2 separate regions of the Homo sapiens genome follow, and region 1 is linked to region 2. Evidence: chromatin loops called from intact Hi-C (ENCODE). Cell type or tissue: breast epithelium. All regions are shown on one strand. Links, peaks and the distances in the headings refer to the core of each region. The heading gives the core; the rest is flanking DNA.

Region 1 (2,910 bases), core at 144-2,643, 53 kb before region 2:
CATTAAGAGAAAGATCTCTAGAAAAATCCATAAATATTTGAAAACTAAATAACACACTTTTAAATACTCACGAATCAAACATGAAATCAAAGAGGAAATCAAAAGTATTGTGAATGAAATGAAAGTAAAAATACAACATATCAAAATTTATGGAATGCCACTAAAGCAGCAATTACAGAGAAATTTAAACCACTAAATACCTAAATTAGAAAAGAAGAAAGGCATTCATTCTCTAACCTCAGTTGCCACATTAAGAAACTATAAAGGTTCTGTTTTTAAGTCTACTACATAAAAATAAAAAAAGAAACTAGAGAGAGAAGAGTAAATGAAACCCAAAGCAAACAGAAGAAAGGAATAGCAACAATCAGAGCAGAAATTTAATGAAAGAGAAAAGATTAAAGCAATAGAGAAAATCAATGAAGCTAAAATAGTTCCTTTGAGAATATCAGTAAAATTGATAAAACTCTATCAACACAGTTCAGAATGAAAACAGAAGATACAACTTAATAACAGGAACGAGAGAGGTGACATCGCGGTGGATCCTACATATATTAAAAGGATTATAAGGAAATATTACAAACAACTTATGCCAATAAATTCAACAACTTAGATGAAATTTCTTAAAAGGCATAAACTACCAAATCTCTCTCAAGAAGAAATTTCTGAAATAATGTGAAAACCCTATATTTATTCAAGAAATTAAATTTGTAGTTAAAAATCTTCCTACAAAGAAAACTCCAGTTCCAGATAGATTAATAGTGAATTCTACCAAACATTTAAGAAGAACTAACACTACACAAACTCTTCCATAAAACTGAAGAGGACAGAATCCTTCACAACTCATCTATGACACTGTCTTGACACCAAAATCAGACAAAGACTGTGGGCCCATATCCCTAATGAATATTGATCCAAAAATTCCTAACAAAATTTTAGGAAACTGAATTCAATAATGCGTAAAAGGATAATGTACCATGAACGAGTGGGATTTATCCCAGGAATGCAGGAGTAATTTTTTTTAACATTCAAAAATCAATCAATGTATGCTTATGCTCTTCCTGGACCAAATAAGGCAGAATCTCTGGGATTGGGTCCTGGCATCTATATTTTTTAAGCTTTCACAAGGACTGTGAACCATGGATATGGTCTAACATCTGCATTTTCTTAGCAACATATCTGATCTCTTCTCTATTTTTAAGAATCTATTTTTATTTAGGGCCAAATTCTGTCTTTTATCTTTGTAGCATATTTGTGATTCCCAGCTGGTTCTCTGATCCTCTTTCTACCAGAGAACTAAAATGATGCGTCTTCCATCATTTTGTAAGACAAGAAGACACCAAGAGTTCCAGCTACCCTGACCTTTGGATGCTATGGCATCAGGCAAACAACCCCTTGTTTTCTGTTTATTGCATGTTCTGACAGACGAGTCACCCAGTCTGAGTGGATTTAGTGTTCTAATTCATGAAATAAGAGAATCGGACCAGATGAGCCCAAAGTCTCTTTCAGTGCTATAGATAATTATAACTCTCAAATAGCTATGGTGAGAAGGCTGAATGTATATACTGGCATGAGATTCAAACTTTTGGCAGCTCGACACAGTTTACAATTGTTTATGTGATACCATAGCTATCATATGCCAAAAAGAGTAAGTCACACTATTCAAAAAGAAAATATGCAAACACCGCATATTCTCACTCATAGGTGGGAATTGAACAATGAGAACATATGGACACAGGAAGGGGAACATCACACTCTGGGGACTGTTGTGGGGTGGGGGGAGGGGGGAGGGATAGAATTGGGAGATATACCTAATGCTAGATGATGAGTTAGTGGGTGCAGCGCACCAGCATGGGACATGTATACATATGTAACTAACCTGCACATTGTGCACATGTACCCTAAAACTTAAAGTATAATAATAAAAAAAATAAAATAAATTAAAATGTAAATGAATCAGCCAAGCGTTCCCTGTTTCAATGATATAACTGAGTGCCTACTGTGTACTAGGCACTGGGATGTACTGGTGAGTGTTGTGTGTACACACAGCCCTGCCCTCATGGCATCTGCATGCTGCTATTGCTGTTGAGTGATGGAGTGGATACTAATAAAAAGTCAGTATTTATCGAGTAAAAAAAACCATCAATGTAATTTACCATAATAAAAATAACATGATAATCTCCGTTGACACACAAAAAAAGCATCTGAAAAAAAAAATCTAACATCTATTCCTAATAAGAACTCTCAGCAAGCTATGAGTAGGTGGCAACTGCCTTGGCCTGACAAAGGGTAGCTACGAAAATCCTACAGCTAACATCACGCTTATCTTTGGGGAGAAAGCATTCAGAGTTCCATCATTAACAAAAGATGTCTGCTCTCACCACTTCTATTCAACTTTGTACTGGAATTCTAGCTAGTTCAATAGGGTGACACACAGACACACACACACACACACACACACACACACACTCGGCATCCAGAGAGAAAAGGAAGAAGTGAAGATTATCTTTATTGGCAAAAAATTTAACAGAATCTACAAAAAGCTGCCAGAAATAATAAGTGTATTTAGAAAGTATGATATTGTAGGCCGGGCGCAGTGGCTCACGCCTGTAATCCCAGCACTTTGGGAGGCCGAGGCAGGTGGATCACGAGGTCAGGAGATCGAGACCATCCTGGCTAACATGGTGAAACCCCATCTCTACTAAAAATACAAAAAATTAGCCGGGCGAGGTGGCGGGCGCCTGTAGTCCCAGCTACTCGGGAGGCTGAGGCAGGAGAATGGTGTGAACCTGGGAGGCGGAACTTGGACTGAGCCGAGATCGCGCCACTGCACTCCAGCCTGGGCGACAGAGCGAGACTCCGTCTCAAAAAAAAAAAAAGAAAGAAAGAAAGTATGATATTGTAAAATATACG
Region 2 (2,910 bases), core at 271-2,770:
CACACATTACCAGTCTCGGCCCCTAAAATACAGGCATCTGTCCCACCGCAATTCGACAGTAGCCCAGGTCCCGAGCCACCCCAGGAGTGAGTGTCATGAGGCCCCCAGACATCCCGGTTTGCCTGGGTATATTAGTCAGGGCTCTCTAGAGGGAGAACTAATAGGATACATATATATAAAGGGGAGTTCATTAAGTATTAACTCACACAATCACAAGGTCCCACAATAAGCTGTCTGCAAGCTGAGAAGCAAGGAGAGCCGAGTCCCAAACAGAAGAACCTGGAGGCCGATGTTCCAGGGCAGGAAGCATCCAGCACAGGAGAAAGCTGTAGGCTGGGAGGCTAGGCCGGTCTCGCCCTTTCACGTTCTTCTGCCTGCTTTACATTCCAGCCGTGCTGGCAGCTGATTAGTTTATGCCCACCAGATTAAGGGTGGGCCTGCCTTTCCCAGCCCACTAACTCAAATGTTAACATCCTTTGGCAGCACGCACACAGACACACCCAGGATCAATACTTTGTATCCTCCAATCCAATCAGGTTGGCAGTATTAACCATCACACAGGGTGAAAAATTCTAGACCAACAGGATTCAGCTATTGACTGTGGTTGACTTATACTCTCTTTGTCCACAAGGACTGGAGGTGGCAGACGTCACACACACCCTGAGAATGTCCCCAGGTGAGCACAGTGGGGGATGGAAACTGGTACCTAGGGAGGAAGGCTGGGCAGGTGGGCCGTCACGAGCCTCTCCCCAGTTCCCAGGGGAAACATTTGCTCCATGGAACTAAGGGGGGCCCCGAAGGGGATGGCCAGTGGAGGCACTGACACTGCAGGGCCCTGCCACCTTGCAGTGGTCACAGCTCACACGCAACGACACATGGCCCAAGGGGGAGGTGCCGATTCATCCTGTGCAGAGCCACCCCAGGGGTGCCCCAGTTACAGGGGCAGGGAAGCACTGCCACCTCCATCTCACACAGGCGGCTGGGGCTAGGGCAGGAGTCCCGGTGCCCACATCCCACCCTCACAGCCTGTGCAGTAGGTGGCCCAGGGCCCGGGTCGCAGGGACACACCCTCCCGGCCGGGCAGCACTCAGAAGCTGTCCTAACCACAGGGTGCTTTCACTCTGACACCAGACGGTGCTACCTGCCCCACCCCAGGCCCTCCCCCTCCTCCTTCTGGCTCTGTGAGTTCTGAGCCAAGGAAGAGAGTGTCTACAGAGAGGTTTTTCAGAGGATAAAACTGCCTTTTCCATGGGCCTGCCTTTTTGGTCAGAGTTGCCAGGAGCCAAAAGGAGTGCCTCCTTGCGGTCCCCTCGCCGCCCCGCACCGCAGTCCACCCCAAGAACCTCTATGACCCCCGGGGCTCAGGTGCAGAGCAGAGGCCACAGTTCCACAGGAGCCTCTTCATCCATCAGCAGCAAAACCCTCGGGGGTCCCAGTGGTAGCGGGGGTCCCGGCCCAAGACCTGGGCTGCGTCCTCTCCTCGAGCCTCTCATGAGAAAGACCTTTCAAACAAAACCAGTTCACTTGGCCCTCCCAGCGCTCCCTGAAGCCCCGTGTGCGTGGTGGTGGCCAGCCTGAGGGATTTGGGTCGGGCAGCTCACGACGACCCTGAGGCTTTGTCATGCTGCAGTCTCTGCTGTCAAGAGACACAGAGGAAGAAATCCCGGTCCTGCCGGCTGTGGAGGGACAGTGGTAGCAGCTTTTAAAATCCTCTCCCTGGCGCTGGAGGAGGGACTTGCTCAGCTGGGTCCCCAGTGAGCATGGAGCTCTGCTGCCACCGCTCCCCTCATGGCACCAGGCACCGCACAGACAGCGCTGCAGCTGGGAGCTCGTTTCAACCTGGAGACAGCCCTGCTGGGTGGGCGGGGCCCCTCCTCCCCAACTCCTCCCAAGGTCAGCTGCTCCAGGGCTTGGATCAGTAAGTCGGCCAGGCAAGCCGGCACCGCCCCCGCCATCAGACACCATCTCCCGCCCCGCCCGCTGCAGGAGCAGAAGGTGCTGGAAGGCCATGTCCTGCAGCCTCTGCTTGGCTATGGTCCCCAGAAGTCCTGATGGGTCAGCAAGAGCTGTATTAAGCAGAGCAGGCAACAGCGGCAAAAACTAGCAGAACATCCTCAAGCCAGGACTGCATGTGAGGAAGACAGCGCCAGCATCACTGTTTCATAGTCGGATCCACAAAGCCCGGGGAAGTGGCCGGCAGAAGACAACACGGAAGCCACACAGCAGAGAGCGGGCAGGGAACGCGGTAGACAGTCGCACAACAACACTCACACAGATGCCAAGAAAAAGGCTTAGAAGGGAATATTAAAAACCGTAGCAGCTGTACCAGACTAATAAGCTTAGGTGCGTTTGTGCTCTATTTACCCACCCACATCTAATGATACACCAGTGCTGGAATTTAAGCTCACTCTGCTCTCAGTCAGCCTCTCACTGCATGAAAACCAGGGCAGCACTGACCCATCCCTGCAGGGCCAAGCCTGCCCCCTCCACCAAGGCCCCTCCTCCTAGCTCAGGACCCGGTCAGCTAACACCAGCATGGTCTTCACAGGACGTGCCTACCACCCATCCAGCACCCTCAGAAACAGGATCCCCATTTGGGAGTCTCCATGAGGCTGGCGTGCCATTATCCGTGTTTGAGGAAAGTCAAAGTGCAATGCTGACCTCTCTGACAATGCAGGGCACACAGAACAATACAGGTCCTTTCCCCGTGGCCGCCTGATGACCCCTCTGGGCTGTGGCCCAAGCCTGTGTGGCCCCAGCTGCCTTCTCCTCAGCTACCAGGGCTGCCCTGAGCCCCAGCTCCTCACAGATGCCCCCACACTTCCAGGGCTACAGCCCAGGAGGGGAAAAAGCCTGTACCCCAGCGTCGGGTCTGCAGAGGGATCTGAGATGGGCAAAGGACTAGTGGGA

Evidence for each region. A loop is a pair of places that touch in the nucleus more often than their neighbours do. Peaks named below come from ENCODE experiments on the same cell type or tissue, not always from the same donor. Only the 100,000 strongest peaks of a DNase experiment are listed, where the experiment ranks them.
Region 1: a loop joins it to region 2, with 20 times the contacts of the local background. A loop is called at or near these places in 5 of 110 quality-filtered maps.

Annotation. Positions count from the first base shown.
Region 1 is chr4:2,347,601-2,350,510 of GRCh38, forward strand. All of the region lies in intron 2 of ZFYVE28 (zinc finger FYVE-type containing 28), which reads right to left. It overlaps LOC105374352 (a long non-coding RNA gene), which reads right to left. Exons shown (of 2, transcript XR_925056.3): 1 at 1-2,910. Among named protein-coding and RNA genes, the nearest start is that of ZFYVE28, 70 kb to the right of the region's middle. In breast epithelium, for the core only: no CTCF peak of the experiment used is centred there; no DNase peak of the experiment used is centred there.
Region 2 is chr4:2,400,390-2,403,299 of GRCh38, forward strand. All of the region lies in intron 1 of ZFYVE28 (zinc finger FYVE-type containing 28), which reads right to left. Among named protein-coding and RNA genes, the nearest start is that of ZFYVE28, 17 kb to the right of the region's middle. RefSeq lists enhancers at 977-1,036, 1,157-1,828. In breast epithelium, for the core only: no CTCF peak of the experiment used is centred there; a DNase peak (open chromatin) is centred at 1,819; H3K4me3 peaks cover 1,344 bases.